Linked DNA regions of Mus musculus: region 1 is linked to region 2. The links are chromatin loops, found by intact Hi-C in ENCODE. Cell type or tissue: heart. All regions are shown on one strand. Each heading gives the region's core, and the rest is flanking DNA. Links, peaks and the distances in the headings are about the cores only. Region 1 has its middle 24 kb from the start of Serpinb3b. Region 2 has its middle 23 kb from the start of Serpinb3c.

What was found. Peaks named below come from ENCODE experiments on the same cell type or tissue, not always from the same donor. Only the 100,000 strongest peaks of a DNase experiment are listed, where the experiment ranks them.
Region 1: a loop joins it to region 2, with 30 times the contacts of the local background. A loop is called at or near these places in 11 of 42 quality-filtered maps.

Annotation. Positions count from the first base shown.
Region 1 is chr1:107,131,438-107,143,735 of GRCm38, reverse strand. It overlaps the pseudogene Gm15388. Among named protein-coding and RNA genes, the nearest start is that of Serpinb3b, 24 kb to the left of the region's middle. In heart, for the core only: no CTCF peak of the experiment used is centred there; no DNase peak of the experiment used is centred there.
Region 2 is chr1:107,249,125-107,261,422 of GRCm38, reverse strand. It overlaps the pseudogene Gm15390. Among named protein-coding and RNA genes, the nearest start is that of Serpinb3c, 23 kb to the left of the region's middle. In heart, for the core only: no CTCF peak of the experiment used is centred there; no DNase peak of the experiment used is centred there.

The DNA.
Region 1 (12,298 bases), core at 3,290-5,789, 120 kb after region 2:
CCTATTAAAAAATGGAGTACGAAGATAAACAAAGAATTATCAACTGAGAAATACCAAAGGGCTGAGAAGCACCTGGAAAAATGTTCAACATCCATAATCATCAGGGACATGCAAATCAAAACAGCCCTGAGAGTCCACCTCACACCAGTAAGAATGGCTATGATAAAAAATTCAGGTAAGAGCAGATGTTGGGGAGGATATGGAGAAAGAGGTACACTCCTCCATTGCGGGTGGGATTGCAAGCTTGTATACACTAGATTGGAAATCAGTCTGGCTGTTCCTCAGAATGTTGGACATAGTACTACCAGAAGATCCAGCAATACCTCTCCTGAGCATATACCCAGAAGATTGTCCAACTGGAAATAAGGACACATGCTCCGCTATATTTATAGCAGCCTTACTTATAATCGCCAGAAGCTGGAAAGAACCCAGATGTCCCTCAACAGAAGAATAGATACAGAAAATGTTGTACAATTACACAATGTAGTACTACTCAGCAATTAAAAACAATGAATTTTTGAAATTCTTAGGCAAATATATGTATCTGGAGGATATCATTCTTATTGAGTTAACCCAATCACAAAAGATATTAGCCCAGGAACATAGAACACCCAAGATACAATTTGCAAAACACAAGAAAATCAAGAAGAGGGAAGACCAATGTGTGGATACTTCATTTCTCCTTAGAATAGGGAAAAATCTGCAAATTCATCTGGAATAACAAAAAACCTAGGATAGCAAAAACTCTTCTCAAGGATAAAAGAACCTCTGGTGGAATCACCATGCCTGACCTAAAGCTGTACTACAGAGCAATTGTGATTTTTAAAAAAAAAATGCATGGCACTGGTATAGCAACAGACAAGTAGACCAATGGAATAGAATTGAAGACCCAGAAATGAACCCACACACCTATGGTCACTTGATCTTTGACAAGGGAGCTAAAACCATCCAGTGGAAAAAAGACAGCGTTTTCAACAAATGGTGCTGGCACAATTGGAGGTTATCATGTAGAAGAATGCGAATCCATCCATACCTATCTCCTTGTACTAAGGTCAAATCTAAGTAGATCAAGGAACTTCACATAAAACCAGAGACACTGAAACTTATAGAGGAGAGAGTAGGGAAAAGCCTCAAAGATATGGGTACAGGGGGAAAATTCCTGAATAGAACAGCAATGGCTTGTGCTGTAAGATCGAGAATTGACAAATGGGACCTCATAAAATTGCAAACCTTCTGCAAGGCAAAGGACACCATCAATAAGAGAAAAAGGTCACCAACAGATTGGGAAAGGATCTTTACCTACCCTAAATCAGATAGGGGACTAATATCCAATATATATAAAGAACTCAAGAAGGTAGACTCCAGAAAATCAAATAACCCCATTAAAAAATGGGGCTCAGAGCTAAACAAAGAATTCTCACCTGAGGAATACTGATTGGCTGCGAAGCACCTGAAAAAATGTTCAACATCCTTAATCATCAGGGAAATGCAAATCAAAACAACCCTGAGATTCCACCTCACACCAGTCAAAATGGCTAAGAACAAAAACTCAGGAGACAGCAGATGCTGGTGAGGATGTGGATTAAGAGGAACACTCCTAGGCTGTTGGTGGGATTGCAAGCTTGTACAACCACTCTGTAAATCAGTCTGGCAGTTCCTCAGAAAATTCGACATAGTACTACTGGAGGATCCCGCAATACATCTCCTGGGCATATATCCAGAAGATGTTCCAACCGGTAAGAAGGACACTTGCTCCACTATGTTCATAACAGCCTTATTTATAATAGCCAGAAGCTGGAAAGAACCCAGATTCCCCTCAACAGAGGAATGGATGCAGAAAATGTGGTACATTTACACAATGGAGTATTACTCGGCTATTAAAAAGAATGAATTTATGAAATTCCTAGTCAAATGGATCGACCTGGAGGGCATCACCCTGAGTGAAGTAAACCAATCACAAAAGAACTCACATAATATGTACTCACTGATAAGTGGATATTAGCCAAGAAACTTAGAATACCCAAGATAGAAGTTACAACTTGCTAAACACATGAAAATCAAGAAGAATGAAGACCAAAGTGTGGACACTTTGCCTCTTCTTAGAATTGGGAACAAAACACCCATGGAAGGAGTTACAGAGACAAAGTTTGGAGCTGAGACGAAAGGATGGACCATCTAGAGACTGCCATATCCGGGGATGCATCCCATAATCAGCCTCCAAACTCTGACACCATTGCATACCCTAGCAAGATTTTGCTGAAAGGACCCAGATATAGCTGTCTCTTGTGAGACTATGCCGGGGCTTAGCAAAAACAGAAGTGGATGCTCACAGTCAGCTATTGGATGGATCACAGGGCCCCTAATGGAGGAGCTAGAGAAAGTAACCAAGGAGCTAAAGGGATCTCCAACCCTATAGGTGGAACAACAATATGAACTAACAAGTACCCACAGAGCTCGTGTCTCTAGCTGATTATGTAGCAGAAGATGGCCTAGTTTGCCTTCATTGGGAAGAGCGGACCCTTGGTCTTGCAAAAAATATATGCCTCAGTAGAGTGGAAGGCCAGGGCCAAGTGGGAGTGGGCAAGTTGGGGAGCAGGGTGTGGGGAGGGGATAGGGGACTTTCAGAATAGCATTTGAAATGTAAATGAAGAAAATATCTAATAAATAATTGTTAAAAATAAATAAAATAAAACAGACCATATGAAGCTGATCTCTAGAGAACCTCTGACCTTAATACTAGACCAAATCTATCATTTCCTTAAAATATAAATTCTCCCAATCCATGTCAATTGATGTGATGTTGCCAGTATAAAATAACATTTTTGAAGAGATGGATGATTACAACCAAGTTGGAGTATAGCTTAGAATTTATAAATAAAGTGGGGCTTTTGAAGACTTCATTGGGAAAAGGTTGAATATACAGTAATTCTAGGTGGAATTCTGTATTTCTTTAAAGAAGCTTTTGGTATCACATGAGAAATATTAAAATGCAAACAAACAAATAGCTTCAAATAGCTGCCTTCTGAGGGTTGAAGATGGCAGTTCACAGAACAAAGTGGCTTATACATGTTATTATCATCTCAGCAATATTCAAGTTTCCTTTTCTAATGCTTCTGTTACCAAGCTACTTTTTAAACTATAATTTGTTGGTGACCACACCTGCCTAGCCAGAAGATGTTCCAAGATGACTAAGCACAGCTTACAACTTAGCTCCTCTCTCTTAAGTTGATAAATGCATCTGATTATAGTTCGCACACCACATGCATGACTTTGAGTAATGTGAAAACCCTATTCCAGAAAGTATTTATGATCCATCTCCAGTTTATGCTCTCTCACACCTTAACCTCTAACTGAACTGACTACAAGTCTCTTTGAGATAAGCAACATTACTGACGTTAACATCACCTCCCTCTTTCTAGTAGCAAACTGACATCCTTCAAGGCAAGAACTGTCCTGGATCCATTCTATGGATTGCATTCTATGCTACAAGTGCTTAAATATATATAGAGAGAATGTAATTAAGCTAGATCTATAGAATCTGGTTATCTATATAAGCAGAAAAATTCATTTGGACCTATAAATATGAAACATCCTGATTCACCATTGGAAGAATTGTCATCCTGTAGGGGAAAATTGTTAAAATTCCTGGATCCTACACAGCATACTCCCACGAAGTGAAACTAATACAACTAGCTGGGACTGAAATGTTTGAATATTGAGTACCTGTTAGTGAAATATATTCCAGATCCACTGTAGAATGACTGAATTTATCTAAGATTAGATTTCTCTAGACTTTTATGAAATGAGACACATGGGTCCTATAGGGTATAGGCAGATATTTTGCCTCAAAGAAAAAGATAATAACATTATCCACTTGCCCAGTGCTTAGCTGTGTGTCCTGTCAAAAACAAATCAAAGATGAGACAAAACACCTGAGTGTACTTACCTGCCATACAAGAGACTGAACCAGTCAAAAATCACTTACTTGTTGACTCGTGGTGTTATTTGCATAAAGTAAACACACACACACACACACACACACACACACACACACGTCATTTTCTAAAGATTAATAATTTGGTGGCAATATTAGTAGTTGGTAGCATTAGGAAGTGCTGCCAGAATGGAGGAATTGGCTATATAGTATTGAGGGATATTTCCTGTGCTCATTCTATTTTCTGGCCATCATTAGGTGAACAGCTTTCTTCTGTCATGACATTTCAGGCTTGCCACAAGCAATGGACCAGAAACCTTAATGAGCCTTTTCTTCTCAGTGGTATTCATCAAATACTTCATCTCAGTGATAGAAGCCTGAGTAACAAATAGGAAGAAAATGCCAAGGTTTCTGATATGAGGGATACAAGAGAAGGTATATGGACACTGATTAAATGTGAGTAACCTGAACATGGACCGTAGCTGTTAGAATTGTAAAATGTTTCTGCTTTTGACCTCTCTAGGCTTCTTTGTCTCACTTGAATAATGGAATTGCAACAAAGGGTTCCAGTTTCGTTTTGCTCGTTTAGCTTCAGTGTCCCTCTAATTCTTTGATTTGTACAAATTGCTTTCCTGTAGTAACTACTGCCATCCTATGAAGGGAGGTCTACATTTTGAGCCACCTTTGTGTGATTAACTGGAACCTGAAAAGGGGTCTTTGGTTAACTGTCCACACATGTAAAGTGTATGTAATAAATTATTCTTCACCAGTGAAATGAGTCAATTCAAGCCAGATTGGAGTTTTTCAAGACAGGTTTTTTGGGATGCCATTTCACTGGTCTAAAGGAATGAAGCCAGTGAAGTCACTATGGGGAAGAGACAATTGCAGAGAGAAAAAGAGAGAAAGCTTGCATACACAGGGAAAGAAAAAATGCAGAGCATGGAGAAAGAGGAAGGGGATCAAAATGTCTGGATTATACAGGGAGGAGCTTCTTGGGGAGGGTCATAACACTAATGAGACCTCATGAAACTGAAAAACTTCAGTAAGGCGAAAATCAAATCACTGCCTACAGAATGGGAAACAATTTTTATCAACTCCACATCCAACAGAAGCCTAATACGTAATATATATAAAGAACTGAATAAACTAGCTATCAACAAAACAAAAAATACAATAAAAATGGCACACAGGCTCTTTTTCATGATGCCTCCTAGGCGCTCGGCTATGTCCAGATGAAGCTGAATATCTCTTTCCCTGGCACTGGCTGTCAGAAGCTCATTGAAGTGGATGACCAACACAAGCTTCGCACATTCTATGAGAAGTGCATGGCCACAGAAGTTGCTGCTGATGCTCTTGGTGAGGATTAGAAGGGTTATGTGGCTGGATCAGCCAGCGGTGGGAATGAAAGGCAAGTTTTCCCATGAAGCAAGGCATTTTGACCCATAGCAGAGTAAACCTGTTGTTGAGTAAGAGGCATTCCTGTTATAGACCAAGGAGAACTGGAGACAGAAAGTTCAAGTCTGTTTGAGGATGCATTGTGGACGGTAATCTCAGTGTTCTCAATTTGTTATTGTAAAGAAAGGAAAGAAGCATATTCCAGGACTGACAGATACTACTGTGCCTCATCCATTGGGACCTAAAAGAGCTAGTAGAATGTGAAAGCTTTTTAATCTCTCCAAAGATGACGTCTGCCAGTATGTTGTCAGGAAGCCCTAAAACAAAGATTGTAAGAAGCCCAGGACCATGTTACTCCACGTGTCCAGCAACACAAAGGCCGACCTATTGCTCTGAAGAAACAACACACTAAGACAAACAAGGAGGAGGCTGCAGAATACACTAAACTCTTGGCTCAGAGGATGAAGGAAACCAAAGAAAAGAGCCAGGAACAGATTGCCAAGAGACGTAGGCTGCCCTCGCTGAGAGATTCTACTTCTAAGTCTGAGTCCAGTCAGAAATGAGTCATTTAGAAGAACAAATAAGTAATGACCTTGAAAAAATGACACACAGATCTAAACAAAGGATTCTAAAATGGATTGAGAAATACTTTTAAAATGTTCAACATCTTTAGACATCATGGAAATGCAAATCAAAAGGACTTTGAAATTCCATCTAATACATGGCAGAATGGCTAAGATCAAAACTGCAAGTTACAGCTCATGTTGCCAAGGATGTAGAGCAGACCTCCCCTGGTAGAATGATTGCACACTTGTACAGCCATTGTAAAAAATAGTATGACAGCTTCTCAGAAATTTAGGAAACTATCTACCTTAAAACCTAACTCTAGTACTTTTGGACATATTCCTAAAAGATGCCATTCTACCAGAAGGACACTTGATAGAATATGTTCATTGCAGTTTTATTTATAATAGTCAGAAACTGGAGACAACCTAGATGGCCATTAACTAAAGAATGGATTTAGAAAATCCCATTGAATTTTCATTTTATATAGGTGCATCCTACTCAAAGTTGGCTGAGAGACCTATCCTGCTGTACATTCTTACATGGAGGAAATGCTGTCCTTTTGGCAGGTGGCCCTTCATTTCTCTCCATAAGAGTGAAGACTTAGCCTGAGGCCAGTTCAGTGAAACTTTTACTGGAATGTGATGTTGCAGAATTACATCAACCTGTTTTTCCTGATCAATGTGTTGACTTTTATAGGAAGTTTCCAGGGAGAATTCTCCATCAGAATTCACGAGAAACTAGACCAGAGACAGAAATTAACAGTAGACCAGGATTTCACTAAAAGTCTCCAACTAGGACTCCAACCATCACTGTCTTCACTCTTAGTGGAAGAATACTGGGAAGAATCCCTTATCATGATTCAAATCCTTTACCAAATACTAGACCTTCCTCCTCAGAAGGACATAATCTTTCTTTATCAGGAAGCCTAGTAGTCATCCTGGGAATTTGATAAGGGATTTGAGAGTTAAAGTGTCTTAAGTCATGTCAGGACGCACCTCTGATGTACCAGTCCACCAAGCCTGGGATGTCACTTGATTCTAATCCAACTAAGAGTAATAGTTTTGCTGTCTATGGAGAAAGAAGGTTTATACCAGAAAGGTCTCTACTCTGAAGTAAGGCATGATTGAACTATAAAGCCAAACCCCACATTACACAACAGAAGCAAGCCTGAAATTTCAAAACTTTTAGGTTCATTGATTCAAATAATTTGTTGTATGTTGTAAAACAGTGGCTCTACCAAAGCTGTGGGTGAGACTGTGTGAGAACCTATTCTGATGGACCATCTAGTGATTGCCATATCCAGGGATACATACCATAATCAGCTTCCAAACGCTGACACCATTGCATACACGAGCAAGATTTTGCTGAAAGGACCCAGATATAGCTGTCTCTTGTGAGACTATGCCGGGGCCTAGCAAACACAGAAGTGAATGCTCACAGTCAGCTATTGAATGGATCACAGGGCCCCCAATGGAGGAGCTAGAGAAAGCACCCAAGGAACTGAAGGGAACTGCAACCCTATAGGTGGAACAACAATATGAACTAACCAGTACCCCGGAGCTCTTGTCTCTAGATGCATATGTATCAAAGGATGGCCTAGTCGGCCATCACTGGAAAGAGAGGCCCATTGGACTTGCAAACTTTATATGCCCCAGTACAGGGGAACGCCAGGGCCAAAAAGGGGAAGTGGGTGGGTAGGGAAGTAGGGGGGTGGGTATGGAGGACTTTTGGGATAGCATTGGAAGTGTAAATGAGGAAAATACCTAATAAAAATAAAAATATAAATAATTCAGAATTCTGAAGATTCGAGATTTCTTCATTTACTTTGCAGTTTGATATTCTATATTAATATTTAACAAAGGGCACCTCTAAAAAGCATTTGTCTTCATATAATCTACATATTTATGTTGGTGTAATATCCAATTATAAAACACATTTGGGCAATAAGAGATAAAACTATCTGTGGGCCAGTTCTGTGAGCTTGAACAGTTTAATCACAAGTCTTTCATATTCGTGCCTTGTACACTATTTCTCCCATTCATTGCTCAATGATTGTTTAATATAAATGAATAATCCTTTGAAATTAAGTGATGGGAACCCAAGCCCAAGCCAAGCATCACAGGCAGGAAGAGTAAGCCTAGGATATGCCCCAGTCCAGCACCAGTTGGCTTGTGCAGGCAGACCTCTCCCAAGACAACCCCCAGACTGGTGCCACAAGCCTGGGCATATCATCTTTGAGTTGATGCCTGCCCAGTGACACCTGTGAAAGCTGGCAGGTCTTGGCACTCCTGAGAATACCCCAGATACACAGAAGCCTCGGGCTCAACTAAGATGAACAAACATGTGGTAGAGAAATGGAAAATAAAGAGAAGCAGAGAGATGTGGGAACAATGAAGAGAGGCAGAACTGGATGCTTGAGGTTATAACAGCTTGGTGTGAATAGCCAGTGATGCACCCTAAGGAAATGGTAAGGTTTTGGTGCATGTTACCACCATGGCTGAATCTATGGCCCTGCAGCATTGGGGGTCTGTTACCAACAAAGGCCAGGTAGATGGCCTTGGTCTGGGCTACTGCCTAGGGTCATTTTGATGCCTCAGAGCTGTGCTCTGCCCCTTTCCAGCTTCAGAAATTTGGATCTGCACCTGGTCCTGGTCCTGCTGGCAGGTGGACAGGTGAGTCAGCCTGAGAGCATGAGAATGGGAGAGCATTTCCTTCTTGTTGGCTGTAGCACTGGGAATGCTAGTTGAAACAGTGCTGAAGAGCTTTCCCTAGTGGTGTGGGTATGGGAAAGCTGGCTGGCTGACCAGGTCACTTACCACCCAGGCCCTGAATCAGGACTTTGAGTTGGCCCACCCCAACTTCTGCCCAATTGGTCAACTTCTGAAGCATGTGAAGAGTCCAGTCCTATAGATCCAAACCTCAGGACCTACATGACACAGGGCAATAACAGAATAGCTGAAAATGTCCCAATAAAAATCCAGTACTGATAATGTAGTGGAAGCCATAAGCCTTGAACCACAAAATGACTCATTGCAGTGAACATTAGCAAGTAAAAAAAATATGGACAAAGAGGTATACTATAAGACACATTATGACACACTACATTTTCCAGAGATTTTTTTCTCTCTGGTGGTTGGGGAGGTTGAAAAGTCAGAGGGTGGGTATGGAAGGACAGGAGATTAATGTAATTGTGGTGTGTGATGTGAAATTAACAAAGAATCAATAAAATTCGATAATTTTCAGGCAAATGGATGGAACTAGAAAAAAATCATCCTGAGTGAGGTAAGCCAGGCCCAGAAAGACAAACATGACACATGGTCACTCATAAATGATCATTAGCTGTTAAGTAAAGGAGAATCAGGCTACAATCCACAGCTGAGAGATGGTACCTATCAAATAGGGGGCAGGGGGAACGGTGCATGGATCTTCCTAAAAGAAAATAGAATAAATTTTGAGGATGAACTGGGCCAAGAAGGATTGAAAGAACCTAGTGGGAAATCCCCACTCATGTCCCAAGTAGGCGTGCACCCAAAGAATCACGAGAGACTGTCTTGATGCAAACACACAAGGTGGTTTAATGATGGAGCTCCTGGCCAACACGTATCTCACACAGGAGACAGAGGTCATCTACCTCGAGGCTCAAAAGTTAGGGGTTTATATAGGAAAAGAGTGGGGGTAGGGGAAGAATTTGTACAGCTACACACAAATGGGCAGTTTAAACATCAGTGAGCAGTATGTGATAGTAACTCTAAAGGGAGGGTGTTTATGTTGGTCAACAGGACATCTGGCTAAGCTCAAACCATATCAGCAGGTGGCCCATTACTCATCTGAGTTTGTCTAGAGATTGTCCTTGTGCATCTTTCTTATCTCAATGGCTATTTGTTTCCTGGGATGACTTTACAGCCTTGTTCTTTGCTCTAGGCCCAAAAAGTCCTCCTAACTAGCAAGCTGCATGAGTCATGGACCTTGAATTTTAATTTTCTTTCAGGATCAAGTAGAAATGTTGGATGGAGAGAGTGCTGGGAGAGATGACTAGATTTGGGTGCATTTAGGGGATATGTGGAGACCTGGTGCAGTGAGAAAGCCTTGGAATCTGTGAAAGTGGCCATAACAACAACTTCTAGTAATGAGGGCTATGGAGCCTAAACCAGCCATCTTCTGTAACTAGGCAAGGCTCCCAGCAGTAAGACTGGTACATCAACCCAACCACAAAACTTTGAAACTACAGTCTGTCCTGTTAGTAAGATTTTCTGGGATAGTGTTTATTAGCATTTCTTCTAGACTCTGTTCCACAGTTACCTGATAACAACCATGTATGACTGGCTCACTCTAAAATGGTCTGTTTGCCCCTGCCCCTCTCTCTCTCTCTCTCTCTCTCTCTCTCTCTCTCTCTCTTACTCTTTTATCCTCTTATTCTCTTACCCTCTCTGTCCCTTCTCTCACCATTCCTCCCCCCACTCTTTCCTCATCTGTTCCTAGCTGACCTCTCCCTCTCCCTCTACTTCTCCCTCCCTCTCTTCCCTCGCTCCCTCTCTCCCTCTCTCCCCTTCTCTCCTGACAGAAGCCATCATACAAAATGTGCTAATAACTAGCAGGTGATCTTCCTTTACATTAGATTATATCTACAATGAAGCTCTCATAGACAAGGCCCAACAGAAGTTCATTTTAGGATAGATCCCTGATATTAATATGCTTTTTCTGTTATTATTAAACATATCTAACAATCACTAGGTATTAGCCCACCCCTTTTTAAGCAGATCTCAGCAGATCTAAGATGTACTGTCTTGTAGTGATTTGTCTATACAAATAGATAAATATTAATGGTGATCCTATAGGAATTCTTAAAATTATATCATTATGTATTAACTCTTTTATAGAATGACTACTATTAGGCCCTTTTCTGATAGTCAAAACTTTAATGAGAATTCTGTCAGTTTCCCATGTGTCACCAATTAACTGCTTCTAGCTAGTAACTAGACTTTCTACTACTCAGAGACCATTCCAAGGGGTTGTAAGACAAACAAATTTCATAAGGAGGTAACTAATGATTTATTATAGGTTCTAAGAAAGAAGATAAAATATTGACTGGGTTTATCTATACAAAACTTCACTAATAACTTAGATATAGTTTTATCTTTCAATGAACCTGTAGAACTGTAACAAATGGTGACTATTTAGTCATATAATTACTCCTAATCGATATACATGTAAGCATGCTTTGTCATGAACATCTATTTCAATTTATGATTTGAATTTTATGTGTTAATTTGTGATTAGCTTTTTACCATGTGATCGTGTATTCTAAAAAGAAATATAAGTGTGAAAAACAAAGAGAGTGCTCAAGGGAAATGAGCGGAGGAGAATTTTTTTAGACAGACACGTTTTAGACAGAAGTGAACTCAAGAATTTAGAAATACAGGTATAGCCTTGGGAGAAAGCACATTGAGAATAAGAGCATTATTGTGACATCAGAGCAGGAAGATAAAGCAAGATTAGAAGGAGAATACAGAGTAGAATAACTTAGAAACTATATGGTTACATAAAAAACTGAGAGCAATATGCAGAATGCAAAGGAAAAGAGGAAAAAAGAAGCTGCAAAGGGAGGAGAAAGAGCAGTCAGGCTTCTTACCATGGGACAGAACAGACCTTTTCTTAATTACAAGGCAGGCTTACACTCATTAAAGGAAGACAGCGTTCTTCTTATAAACTAGGTTTTAAGTCATTTAGCATTAAAAGAGTTGAAACTTTTTCTTTCTCTATGCAATAAAGATTGGAGCTCATTTTTCATCCAGAATCAATGAGTTCCTTCTGCACTGGTGCTTGGAATTTTGCTCCATATGCACATTTAAGTATGGATGTGTGTGTGTGTCTTTGTGTGTGTGTGTGTGTGTGTGTGTGTGTCTGTGTGTAATGGTGAGAATGCACACAAGATGTACCCAATAGGTTTGAATGGACGTATAAATGTGCATTCATTAATATGTATATGAATTTATGTGTTTATGCATATTTGCTTATGTAAAAGTACTTCCTTCTGCAAGTGTTACTCTTTTCTCCTGATGCAATAGAAGTTTATTGCTCCAAACTTTCCCCTAGTCGGACAAATAAGAGGCATCTGGAAAAATGGGAATAACTTTTAGCAATTTATCTTTTACTTAATCGCCTGCTGTTTTAGGATAAGGTGTAAAGTGCCAGAGACTGCTATTTCAAGTCTCAGAGGAACACAGAGGAAGGTCAGCTACATTAGCAAAGTAGCTTAGACCTAGGTAAGTAAACTTTTTACTATTATATAGCAACCCTAAATATCTCATAAGACAAAGTCTTACCCTCTGCTGACCCTCTGCCCCCTCCACTGACTCAAGAAGAACCAACAAGAAAGAAGATCCCCAGCACTCTCCTGCTCCA
Region 2 (12,298 bases), core at 4,963-7,462:
TTGGAAAAATCAGGAATTCAAGGCCCATACCTAAACATGATAAAAGCAATCTACAGCAAAATAGTAGCCAACATCAAAGTAAATGGAGAGAAGCTGGAAGCAATCCCATTAAAATCAGGGACTAGACAAGGCTGCCCACTTTCTCCCTACCTATTCAATATAGTACTTGAAGTCCTAGCCGGAGCAATTCAACAACAAAAGGAGATCAAGGGGATTCAAATTGGAAAAGATGAAGTCAAAATATCACTTTTTACAGATGATATGATAGTATATATAAGTGACCCTAAAAATTCCACCAGAGAACTCCTAAACCTGATAAACAGTTTCGGTGAAGTAGCTGGATATAAAATTAACTCAAACAAGTCAATGGCCTTTCTCTACACAAAGAATAAACAGGCTGAGAAAGAAATTAGGGAAACAACACCTTTCTCAATAGTCACAAATAATATAAAATATCTTGGCATAACTCTAACTAAGGAAGTGAAAGATCTGTAAAATAAGAACTTCATGTCTCTCAAGAAAGAAATTAAAGATCTCAGAAGATGGAAAGATCTCCCATGCTCATGGATTGGCAGGATCAACATTGTAAAAATGGCTATCTTCCCGAAAGGAATGTACAGATTAAATGCAGTCCCCATCAAAATTCTCACTCAATTCTTCACTGAGTTAGAAAGGGCAATTTGCAAATTCATCTGGAGTAACAAAAAACCTAAGAGAGCAAAAACTACTCTTAACAATGAAAGATCCTCTGTTCGTATCACCATGCCTGACCTCAAGCTATACTACAGAGCAATTGTCATAAAAACTGCATGGTACTGGTACAGCTACAGACAGGTAGATCAATGGAATAGAACTGTAGAACCAGAAATAAACCCACACACCTGTGTTCAATTGATCTTTGACGAAGGAGCTAAAACCATCCAGTGGAACAAAGATAGCATATTCAAGAAATGGAGCTGGCACAACTAGTGATTATCATGTAGAAGAATGCGAATTGATCCATTCTTATCTCCTTTTCAAAGCTCAACTCTAAGTGGATCAAAGAACTCCACATAAAACCAGAGACATTGACATTTATACAGGAGAAAGTGGGGAAAAGCCTGAAAGATATGGTCATAGGGGAAATATTCCTGAACAGAGCAGCAATGTCTTGTGCTGTAAGATCAAGAATTGACAAATGGGACCTCATAAAGCTACAAAGCTCCTGTAAAGCAAAAGACACTGTCAATAAGACAAAAAGGCCACCAACAGATTCGGAAAGGATTTTTACCTATCCTAAATCTGATAGGGGACTAATATCCAATATATACAAGGAACTCAAGAAGCTGGACCCAATAAATTAAAATTACCCTATTAAAAATGGAGTACAGAGATAAACAAAGAATTATAAACTGAGGAATACCAAAGGGCTGAGAAGCACCTGAAAAAATGTTCAACACCCATAATCATCAGGGAATTTCGAATCAAAACAGCCCTGAGATTCCACCCCACACAGTCAGAATGGCTAAGATCAAAATTCAGGTAAGAGCAGATGCTGGGGAGGATATGGAGAAAGAGGTACACTCATCCATTGCTGGTGGGATTACAAGCTTGCATACACTACAGTGGAAATCAGTCTAGCTGTTCCTCAGAATATTGGACATAGCACTACCGGTATATCCAGCAATACCTCTCCTGGGCATATACCCAGAAGATGGTCCAACTGGAAATAAGGACACATGCTCCACTATATTCATTGTACCCTTACTTGTAATCGCCAGAAGCTGGAAAGAACCCGGATGTCCCTCAACAGAGGAATAGATACAGAAAATGTGGAACAGTTACACAATGCAGTACTACTAAGCAGTTAAAAACAATGAATTTTTGAAATTCTTAGGCAAATGTATGTATCTGGAGGATATCATCCTTATTGAGGTAACCCAATCACAAAAGAAGTCACTAGATATGCACACATTGATAAGTAGATATTAGCCCAGGAACATAGAACACCCAAGATACAATTTGCTAAACACAAGAAAATCAAGAAGAGGGAAGACCAATGTGTGGATACTTCATCCCTCCTTAGAATAGAGAACAATCTGCAAATTCATCTGGAATAACAAAAAAAAAAAAAAAAAACAAAACCTAGGATAGGAAAAACTCTTCTCAAGGATAAAAGAAGCTCTGGTGGAATCACCATGCCTAACCTAAAGCTGTACTACAGAGCAAATGTGGTAAAAACTGCATGGAACTGGTATAGCTACAGACAAGTAGACTAATGGAATAGAATTGAAGACCCAGAGATGAACCCACACACCTATGGTCACTTGATCTTCGACAAGGGGAGCAAAATCCATCCAGTGGAAAAAAGATGGCATTTTCAACAAATGGTGCTGGTACAACTGGCGGTTATCATGTAGAAGAATTCGAATTGATCCATTCCTATCTCCTTGTACTAAGGTCAAATCTAAATGGATTAAAGAACTACATATAAAACCAGAGACACTGAAACTTATAGAGGAGAAAGTAGGGGAAAGATATGGGTACAGGGGAAAAAAATCCTGAATAGAACAGCAATGGCTTGTGCTTTAAGATCGAGAATCTACAAATGAATCCTCATAAAATTGCAAAGCTTCTGCAAGGCAAAGGACACCGTCAATAAGACAAAAAAGCCACGAACAGATTGGGAAAGTATCTTTACCTATCCTAAATCAGATAGGAGACTAATATCCAATAAATATAAAGAACTCAAGCAGGTGGACTCCAAAAAATCAAATAACCCCATTAAAAAATGGGGCTCAGAGCTAAACAAAGAAATCTCACCTGAGGAATACAGAATGGCTGAGAAGCACCTGAAAAAAATGTTCAACATCCTTAATCATCAGGGAAATGCAAATCAAAACAACCCTGAGATTCCACCTCACACCAGTCAGAATGGCTAAGATCAAAATCTCAGGTGACAGCAGATGCTGGTGAGGATGTGGAGAAAGAGGAACACTCCTAGATTGTTGGTGGGATTGCAAGCTTGTAGAACCACTTTGGAAATCAGTCTGGTGGTTCCTCAGAAAATTGGGCATAGTACTACTGGAGGATCACACAATACCTCTCCTGGGCATCTATCCAGAAAATGATCCAACCGGAAAAAAGGACACTTGCTCCACTATGTTCATAACAGCCTTATTTATAATAGCCAGAAGCTGGAAAGAAACCAGATTCCCCTCAACAGAGGAATGGAAACAGAAAATGTGGTACATTTACACAGTGGAGTACTACACAGCTATTAAAAGGAATGAATTTATGAAATTCCTAGGCAAATGGTTGGACCTGGATGGCATCATCCTGAGTGAGGTAAACCAATCACAAAATAACTCACACAATATGTACTCACTGATAAGTGGATATTAGCCCAAAACTTAGGATACCCAAGATATAAGATACAATTTGCTAAACGCATGAAACTCAAGAAGAATGAAGACCAAAGTGTGGACACTGTGCTCCTTCTTAGAATTGGGAACAAAACACCCATGGAAGGAGTTACAGAGACAAAATTTGGAGCTGTGACGAAAGGATGGACCATCTAGAGACTGCCATATCTAGGGATCCACCCCATAATCAGCTTCCAAACTCTGACACCATTGCATACCCTAGCAAGATTTTGCTTAAAGGACCCAGATATAGCTGTCTCTTATGAGACTATGCTGGGGCTTAGCAAAAACAGAAGTGGATGCTCACAGTCAGCTATTGGATGGATCACAGGGCCCCCAATAGAGGAGCTAGAGAAAGTACCCAAGGAGCTAAAGGGATCTACAACCCTATAGGTGGAACAACACTATGAACTAACCAGTACCCCCTGGAGCTCTTGTCTCTAGCTGCATATGTATCAGAAGATGGCCTAGATGGCCATCAGTGGAAAGAGAGGTCCATTGGTCGTGCAAACTTTATCTGCCTCAGTACAGGGGAACGCCAAGGCCAAGTAGTGGTAGTGGGTGGGTGGGGGATTTGTTGGGGGACTTTTTGGATTATTGGATTGGATATGTAAATGAAATAAATACCTAATAAAAAATTTTTTAAAAAAGAATAGGGAACAAAATATCCATGGAAGGAGTTACAGAGAAATAGTTTGGAGCTGAGATGGAAGAATGAACCATCCAGAGACTGCCCCACCAGGAGATCAATCCCATAATCAATCAACATCCGAACCCAGACACTATTTCATACACCAGCAAGATTTTTTTTACAGGACCCTGATATAGCTATCTCTTTTGAGGCTATGCCAGTGCCTGGCAAATACAGAAGTGAATGCTCACAGTCAACTATTGGATGGAACACAGGGCCTTCAATGGAGGAGCTAGAGAAAATACCCACAGAGCTGAAGGGGTCTGCAACCCTATAGGAGGAACACCAATATGAACTAACAAATACCCCCTGAGCTTGTGTCTCTAGCTGCTTAAGTAGCAGAAGATGGCCTAGTTTGCCATCATTGGGAAGAGAGGACCCTTGGTCTTGCAATCAATATATGCCTCAGTAGAGGTGAATGCCAGGACCAAGAAGTGGGAGTGGGCAAATTGGGGAGCAGGGTGGGGGGAGGGGATAGGGGACTTTCAGAATAGCATTTGAAATGTAAATGAAGAAAATATCTAATAAATAATTGTTAAAAAATAAATAAAATAAAACAGACCATATGCAGCTCATCTCTAGAGAACCACTGACCTTAAGACTAGACCAAATCTATCACTTCCTTAAAATACAAATTCTCCCAATCCATGTCAATTGATGTGATGTTGCCAATATAAAATAACATTTTTGAAGAGATGGATGATTACAACCAAGTTGGAGTATACTTAGAATTTATAAATAAAGTAGGGCTTTTGAAGACTTCATTGGTAAAAGGTTGAATATACAGTAACTCTAGGTGGAATTCTGTATTTCTTTAAAGAAGCTTTTGGTATCACATGAGAAATATTAAAATGCAAACAAACAAATAGCTTCAAATAGCTGCCTTCTGTGGGTTGAAAATGGCAGTTCACAGAACAAAGAAGTGGCTTATACATGTTATTATCATCTCAGCAATATTCAAGTTTCCTTTTCTAATGCTTCTGTTACCAAGCTACTTTTTATACTATAATTTGTTGGTGACCACACCTGCCTATCCAGAAGAGGTTCCAAGATGACTAAGCACAGCTTACAACTTAGCTCTTCTCTCTTAAGTCGATAAATGCTTCTGATTATAGTTCACACACCACATGCATGACTTTGAGTAATGTGAAAACCCTATTCCAGAAAGTATTTATGATCCATCTCCAGTTTATGCACTCTCACACCTTAACCTCTGAACTGACTACAAGTCTCTTTGAGATAAGCAACATTACTGATGTTAATCTCACCTCCCTCTTTCTAGTAGCAAACTGGCATCCTTCAAGGTAAGAACTGTCCTGGATCCATTCAATGGATTGCATTCTATGCTACAAGTGCTTAAATATATATTGAATGTAATTAAACTAGATCTATAGAATCTGGTTATCTATAGAAGCAGAAAAATTCATTTGGACCTATAAATATAAAACATCTTGATTCACCATTGGAAGAATTGTCATCCTGTAGGGGAAAATTGTTAAAATTCTTGGATCCTACACAGCATATTCCCAGGTAGTGAAACTAATATAACTAGCTGGGACTGAAATGTTTGAATATTGAGTACCTGTTAGTGAAATATATTCCAGACCCACTCTAGAATGACTGAATTTATCTAAGATTAGATTTCTCTAAACATTTATGAAATGAGAAACATGGGTCCTATAGGGTGTAGGCAGATATTTTGCCTCAAAGAAAAAGATAATAACATGAGCCACTTGCCCAGTGGTTAGCTGTGTGCCTTGTCAAAAACAAATCAAAGATGAGACAAAACACCTGAGTGTACTTACCTGCCATGCAAGAGACTGAACCAGATAAAAATCACTTACTTGTTGACTCGTGGTGTTATTTGCATAAAGTAAACACACACACACACACACACACACACACACACACACACACACCATTTTCTAAAGATTCACAATTTGGTGGCAATATTAATAGGTGGTAGCATTAGGAAGTGCTGCCAGAATGGAGGCTATATAGTATTGAGGGATATTTCCTGTGCTCACTCTGTTTTCTGGCCATCATTAGGTGAACAGCTTTCTTCTGTCATGACATTTCAGGCTTGCCACAGCTTAAAAGCAATGGACCAGAAACCTTAAGTCAAGATGAGCCTTTTCTTCTCAGTGGTATTCGTCAGATACTTCATCTCAGTGATAGAAGCCTGAGTAACACATAGGAAGAAAATGCCAAGGTTTCTGATATGAGGGATACAAAGAGAAGGTATATGGACACTGATTAAATGTGAGTAACCTGAACATGGACCATAGCTGTTAGAATTGTAAAATGTTTCTGCTTTTGACCTCTCTAGGCTTATGTGTCTCACTTGAATAGTGGAATTGCATCAGAGGGTTTCAATTTTGTTTTGCTCGTTTAGCTTCCTTGTCCCTCTAGTTCTTTGATTTGTACAAATTGCTTTCCTGTAGTAACTACTGCCATCCTATGAAGGGAGGTCTACATTTTGAGCCAACTTTGTGTGATTAACTGGAACCTGAAAAGGCGTCTTTGGTTAACTGTTCACACATGTAAAATGTATGTAATAAATTATTCTTCACCAGTCAAATGAGTCAATTCAAGCCAGATTGGAGTTTTTCAAGACAGGTTTTTTGGGATGCCATTTCACTGGTCTAAAGGAATGAAGCCAGTGAAGTCACTATGGGGAAGAGACAATTGCAGAGAGAAAAAGAGAGAAAGCTTGCATACACAGGGAAAGAAAAAATGCAGAGCATGGAGAAAGAGGAAGGGGATCAAAATGTCGGGATTATACAGGGAGGAGCTTCTTGGGGAGGGTCATAACACTGATGAGACCTCATGAAACTGAAAAACTTCAATAAGGCGAAAATCAAATCACTGCCTACAGAATGGGAAACAATTTTTATCAACTCCACATCCAACAGAAGCCTAATACGTAATATATATAAAGAACTGAATAAACTAGCCATCAACAAAACAAAAAAATACAATAAAAATGGCTCACAGGCTTTTTCATGATGCCTCCTAGGCAGTCGGCTATGTCCAGATGAAGCTGAATATCACCTTCCCTGGCACTGGCTGTCAATAGCTCATTGAGGTGGAAGACGAACGCAAGCTTCGCACATTTTATGAGAAGTGCATGGCCACAGAAGTTGCTGCTGATGCTCTTGGTGAGGATTAGAAGTGTTATGTGGTCTGGATCAGTGGTGGGAATGAAAGGCAAGTTTTCCATGAAGCAAGGCATTTTGACCCATAGCAGAGTATATCTGTTGTTGAGTAAGAGGCATTCCTGTTATAGACCAAGGAGAACTGGAGACAGAAAGTTCAAGTCTGTTTGAGGATGCATTGTGGACGGTAATCTCAGTGTTCTCAATTTTGTTATTGTAAAGAAAGGAGAGAAGCATATTCCAGGACTGACAGATACTACTGTGCCTCATCCGTTGGGACCTAAAAGAGCTAGTAGAATGTGAAAGCTTTTTAATCTCTCCAAAGATGACGTCTGCCAGTATGTTGTCAGGAAGCCCTAAAACAAAGATTGTAAGAAGCCCAGGACCATGTTACTCCACGTGTCCAGCAACACAAAGGCCGACCTATTGCTCTGAAGAAACAACACACTAAGAAACAACACACTAAGACAAAGAAGGAGGAGGCTGCAGAATACACTAAACTGTTGGCTAAGAGGATGAAGGAAGCCAAAGAAAAGAGCCAGGAACAGATTGCCAAGAGACATAGGCTGCCCTCGCTGAGAAATTCTACTTCTAAGTCTGAGTCCAGTCAAAAATGAGTTTTTTAGAAGAACAAATAAGTAATGACCTTGAAAAAAATGGCACACAGATCTAAACAAAGGATTCTAAAATGGATTGAGAAATACTTTTAAAATGTTCAACATCTTTAGACATCATGGAAATGCAAATCAAAAGTAATTTGAAATTCCATCTTATACATGACAGAATGGCTAAGATCAAAACTGCAAGTTACAGCTCACGTTGCCAAGGATGTAGAGCAGACCTCCCCTGGTGGAATGATTGCACACTTGTACAACCATTGTAAAAAATAATATGACAGCTTCTCAGAAATTTAGGAAACTATCTACCTTAAAACCTAACTCTAGCACTTGGGACATATTCCTAAAAGATGCCATTCTACCAGAAGGACACTTGGTTGAACATGTTCATTGCAGGTTTATTTATAATAGCCAGAAACTGGAGACAACCTAGATGGCCATTAACCAAAGAATGGATTTAGAAAATCCCATTAAATTTTCATTTTATATAAGTGCATCCTACTCAAAGTTGGCTGAGAGTCCTATCCTGCTGTACATTCTAACATGGAGGAAATGCTGTCCTTTTGGTAGGTGGCCCTTCATTTCTCTCCAGAAGAGTGAAGACTTAGCCTGGGGCCAGTTCAGTGAAACTTTTACTGGAATGTGATGTTGCAGAATTACATCAACCTGTTTTTCCTGGTCAATGTGTTGACTCTTATAGGAAGTTTCCAGGGAGAATTCTCCATCAGAATTCACCAGAAACTAGACCAGAGACAGAAATTAACAGTAGACCAGGATTTCAACAAAAGTCTCCAACTAGGACTCCAACCATCATTGTCTTCACTCTTAGTGGAAGAATACTGGGAAGAATCTCTTATCATAATTCAAATCCTTTACCAAATACTAGACTTTCCTCCTCAGAAGGACATAACCTTTCTTTATCAGGAAGCCTAGTACTCATCCTGGGAATTTGATAAGGGATTTGAGAGTTAAAGTGTCTTAAGTCATATCAGGATGCACCTCTGATGTACCAGTCCACCAAGCCTGGGATGTCACTTGATTCTAATCCAACTAAGAGTAATAGATTTGCTGTCTGTGGAGAAAGAAGGTTTAAACCAGAAAGGCCTCTACTCTGAAGTAAGGCATGATTGAATTATAAAGCCAAACCCCACATTACACAACAGAAGCAAGCCTGAAATTTCAAAACTTTTAGGTTCATTGATTCAAATAATTTGTTGTATGTTGTAAAACTGGCTCTACCAAAGCTGTGGGTGAGACTGTGTGAGAACCTATTCTGATGGACCATCTAGTGATTGCCATATATAGGGATTCATCCCATAATCAGCTTCCAAACGCTGACACCATTGCATACACTAGCAAGATTTTGCTGAAAGGACCCAGCTGTCTCTTGTGAAACTATGCCAGGGCCTAGCAAACCCAGAAGTAGATGCTCACAGTCAGCTATTGAATGGATCACAGGGCCCCCAATAGAGGAGCTAGAGAAAGCACCCAAGAAACTGAAGGTAACTGCAACCCTATAGGTGGAACAACAATATGAACTAACCAGTACCCCTGAGCTCTTGTCTCTAGCTGCATATGTATCAAAGGATGGCCTAGTTGGCCATCACTGGAAAGAGAGGCCCATTGGACTTGCAAACTTTATATGCCCCAGTACAGGGGAACGCCAGGGCCAAAAAGGGGGACTGGGTGGGTAGGAGAGTAGGGGGGTGGGTATGGGGGACTTTTGGGATACCATTGGAAGTGTAAATGAGGAAAATACCTAATAAAAATAAAAATAAAAAAATTCAGATTTCTGAAGATTCGAGATTTCTTCATTTACTTTGCAGTTTGATATTCTATATTAATATTTAACAAAGGGCACCTCTAAAAAGCATTTGTCTTCATATAATCTACATATTTATGTTGGTGTAATATCCAATTATAAAACACATTTGGGCAATAAGACATAAAACTATCTGTGGTCCAGTTCTGTGAGCTTGAACAGTTTAATCACAAGTCTTTCAAATTCGTGCCTTGTACACTATTTCTCCCATTCATTGCTCAATGATTGTTTAATATAAATGAATAATCCTTAGAAATTAGGTTAATGGGAACCCCAGCCCAAGTCAAGCATCACAGGCAGGAAGAGTAAGCATGAGGTATGCCCCAGTCCAGCACCAGTTAGCTTGTGCAGGCAGACCTCTCCCAAGACAACCCCCAGACTGGTGCCACAAGCCTGGGCATATCATCTTTGAGATGATGCCTGCCCAGTGATACTTAGTCTGGCAGGTCTTGGCACTCCTGAGAACACCCCAGATACACAGAAGCCTCAGGCTCAACTAAGATGAACAAATATGTCGTAGAGAAATGGAAAATAAAGAGAAGCAGAGAGATGTGGGAACAATGAAGAGAGGCAGAACTGGATGCTTGAGGTTATAACAGCTTGGTGTGAATAGCCAGTGATGCCCCCTAAGGAAATGGTTAGGTTCTGGTGCATGTTACCACCATGGCTGAATCTATGGCCCTGCAGCATTGGGGGTCTGTTACCAACAAAGGCCAGGTAGATGGCCTTGGTCTGGGCTACTGCCTAGGGTCATTTTGATGCCTCAGAGCTGTGCTCTGCCCCTTTCCAGCTTCAGAAATTTGGCTCTGCACCTGGTCCTGGTCCTGCTGGCAGGTGGACAGGTGAGTCAGCCTGAGAGCATGAGAATGGGAGAGCATTTCCTTCTTGTTGGCTGTAGCACTGGGAATGCTAGTTGAAACAGTGCTGGAGAGCTTTCCCTAGTGGTGTGGGTATGGGAAAGCTGGCTGGCTGACCAGGTCACTTACCACCCAGGCCCAGAATCAGGACTTTGAGTTGGCCCACCCCAACTTCTGCCCAATTGGTCAACTTCTGAAGCATGTGAAGGGTCCAGTCCTATAGATCCAAAGCTCAGGACCTACATGACACAGGGCAATAACAGGATATCTGAAAATGTCCCAATAAAAATACAGTATTGATAATGTAGTGGAAACCATAAGCCTTGAACCACAAAATGACTCATTGCAATGAACATTAGCAAGTAAAAAAATATGGACAAAGAGGTATACTATGAGACACATTATGACACACTACATTTTCCAGAGATTTTTTTCTCTCTGGTGGTGGGGGAGGTTGAAAAGTCAGAGGGTGGGTATGGAAGGACAGGAGATTAATGTAATTGTGTTGTGTGATGTGGAATTAATAAAGAATCAATAAAAATTCAATAATTTTCAGGTAAATGGATGGAACTAGAAAAAAAAATCATCCTGAGTGAGGTAAGCCAGATCCAGAAAGACAAACATGACACATGGTCACTCATAAGTGATCATTAGCTGTTAAGTAAAGGAGAATCAGGCTACAATCCACAGACTGAGAGATGGTACCTATCAAATAGGGGGCAGGGGGAACAGTGCATGGATCTTCCTAAAAGAAAATAGAATAAATTTTGAGGATGAACTGGGCCAAGAAGGATTGAAAGAACCTAGTGGGAAATCCCCACTCATGTCCCAAGTAGGCGTGCACCCAAAGAATCACGAGAGACTGTCTTGATGCAAACACACAAGGTGGTTTAATGATGGAGCTCCTGGCCAACACGTATCTCACACAGGAGACAGAGGTCATCTACCTCGAGGCTCAAAAGTTAGGGGTTTATATAGGAAAAGAGTGGGGGTAGGGGGAGAATTTGTGCAGCTACACACAAATGGGCAGTTTAAACATCAGTGAGCAGTATGTGATAGTAACTCTAAAGGGAGGGTGTTTATGTTGGTCAACAGGACATCTGGCTAAGCTAAAACCATATCAGCAGGTGGCCCATTACTCATCTGAGTTTGTCTGGAGATTGTCCTTGTGCACCTTTCTTATCTCAATGGCTATTTGTTTCCTGGGATGACTTTACAGCCTTGTTCTTTGCTCTAGGCCCAAAAAGTCCTCCTAACTAGCAAGCTGCATGAGTCATGGACCTTGAATTATAATTTTCTTTCAGGATCAAGTAGAAATGTTGGATGGAGAGACTACTGGGAGAGATGACTAGATTTGGGTGCATTTAGGGGATATGTGGAGACCTGGTGCAGTGAGAAAGCCTTGGAATCTGTGAAAGTGGCCATAACAACAACTTCTAGTAATGAGGGTTATGGAGCCTGAACCAGCCATCTTCTGTAACTAGGCAAGGCTCCCAGCAGTTAGACTGGTACATCAACCCAACCACAAAACTTTGAAACTACAGTCTGTCCTGTTAGTAAGATTTTCTGGGATAGTGTTTATTAGCATTTCTTCTAGACTCTGTCCCACAGTTACCTGATAACAACCAGGTATCACTGGCTCACTTTAAAATGGTCTGTTTGCCCCTGCCCCCCCCCTCTCTCTCTCACTCTCACTCTTTTATCCTCTTATTCTCTTGCCCTCTCTGTCCCTTCTCTCACCATTCCTCT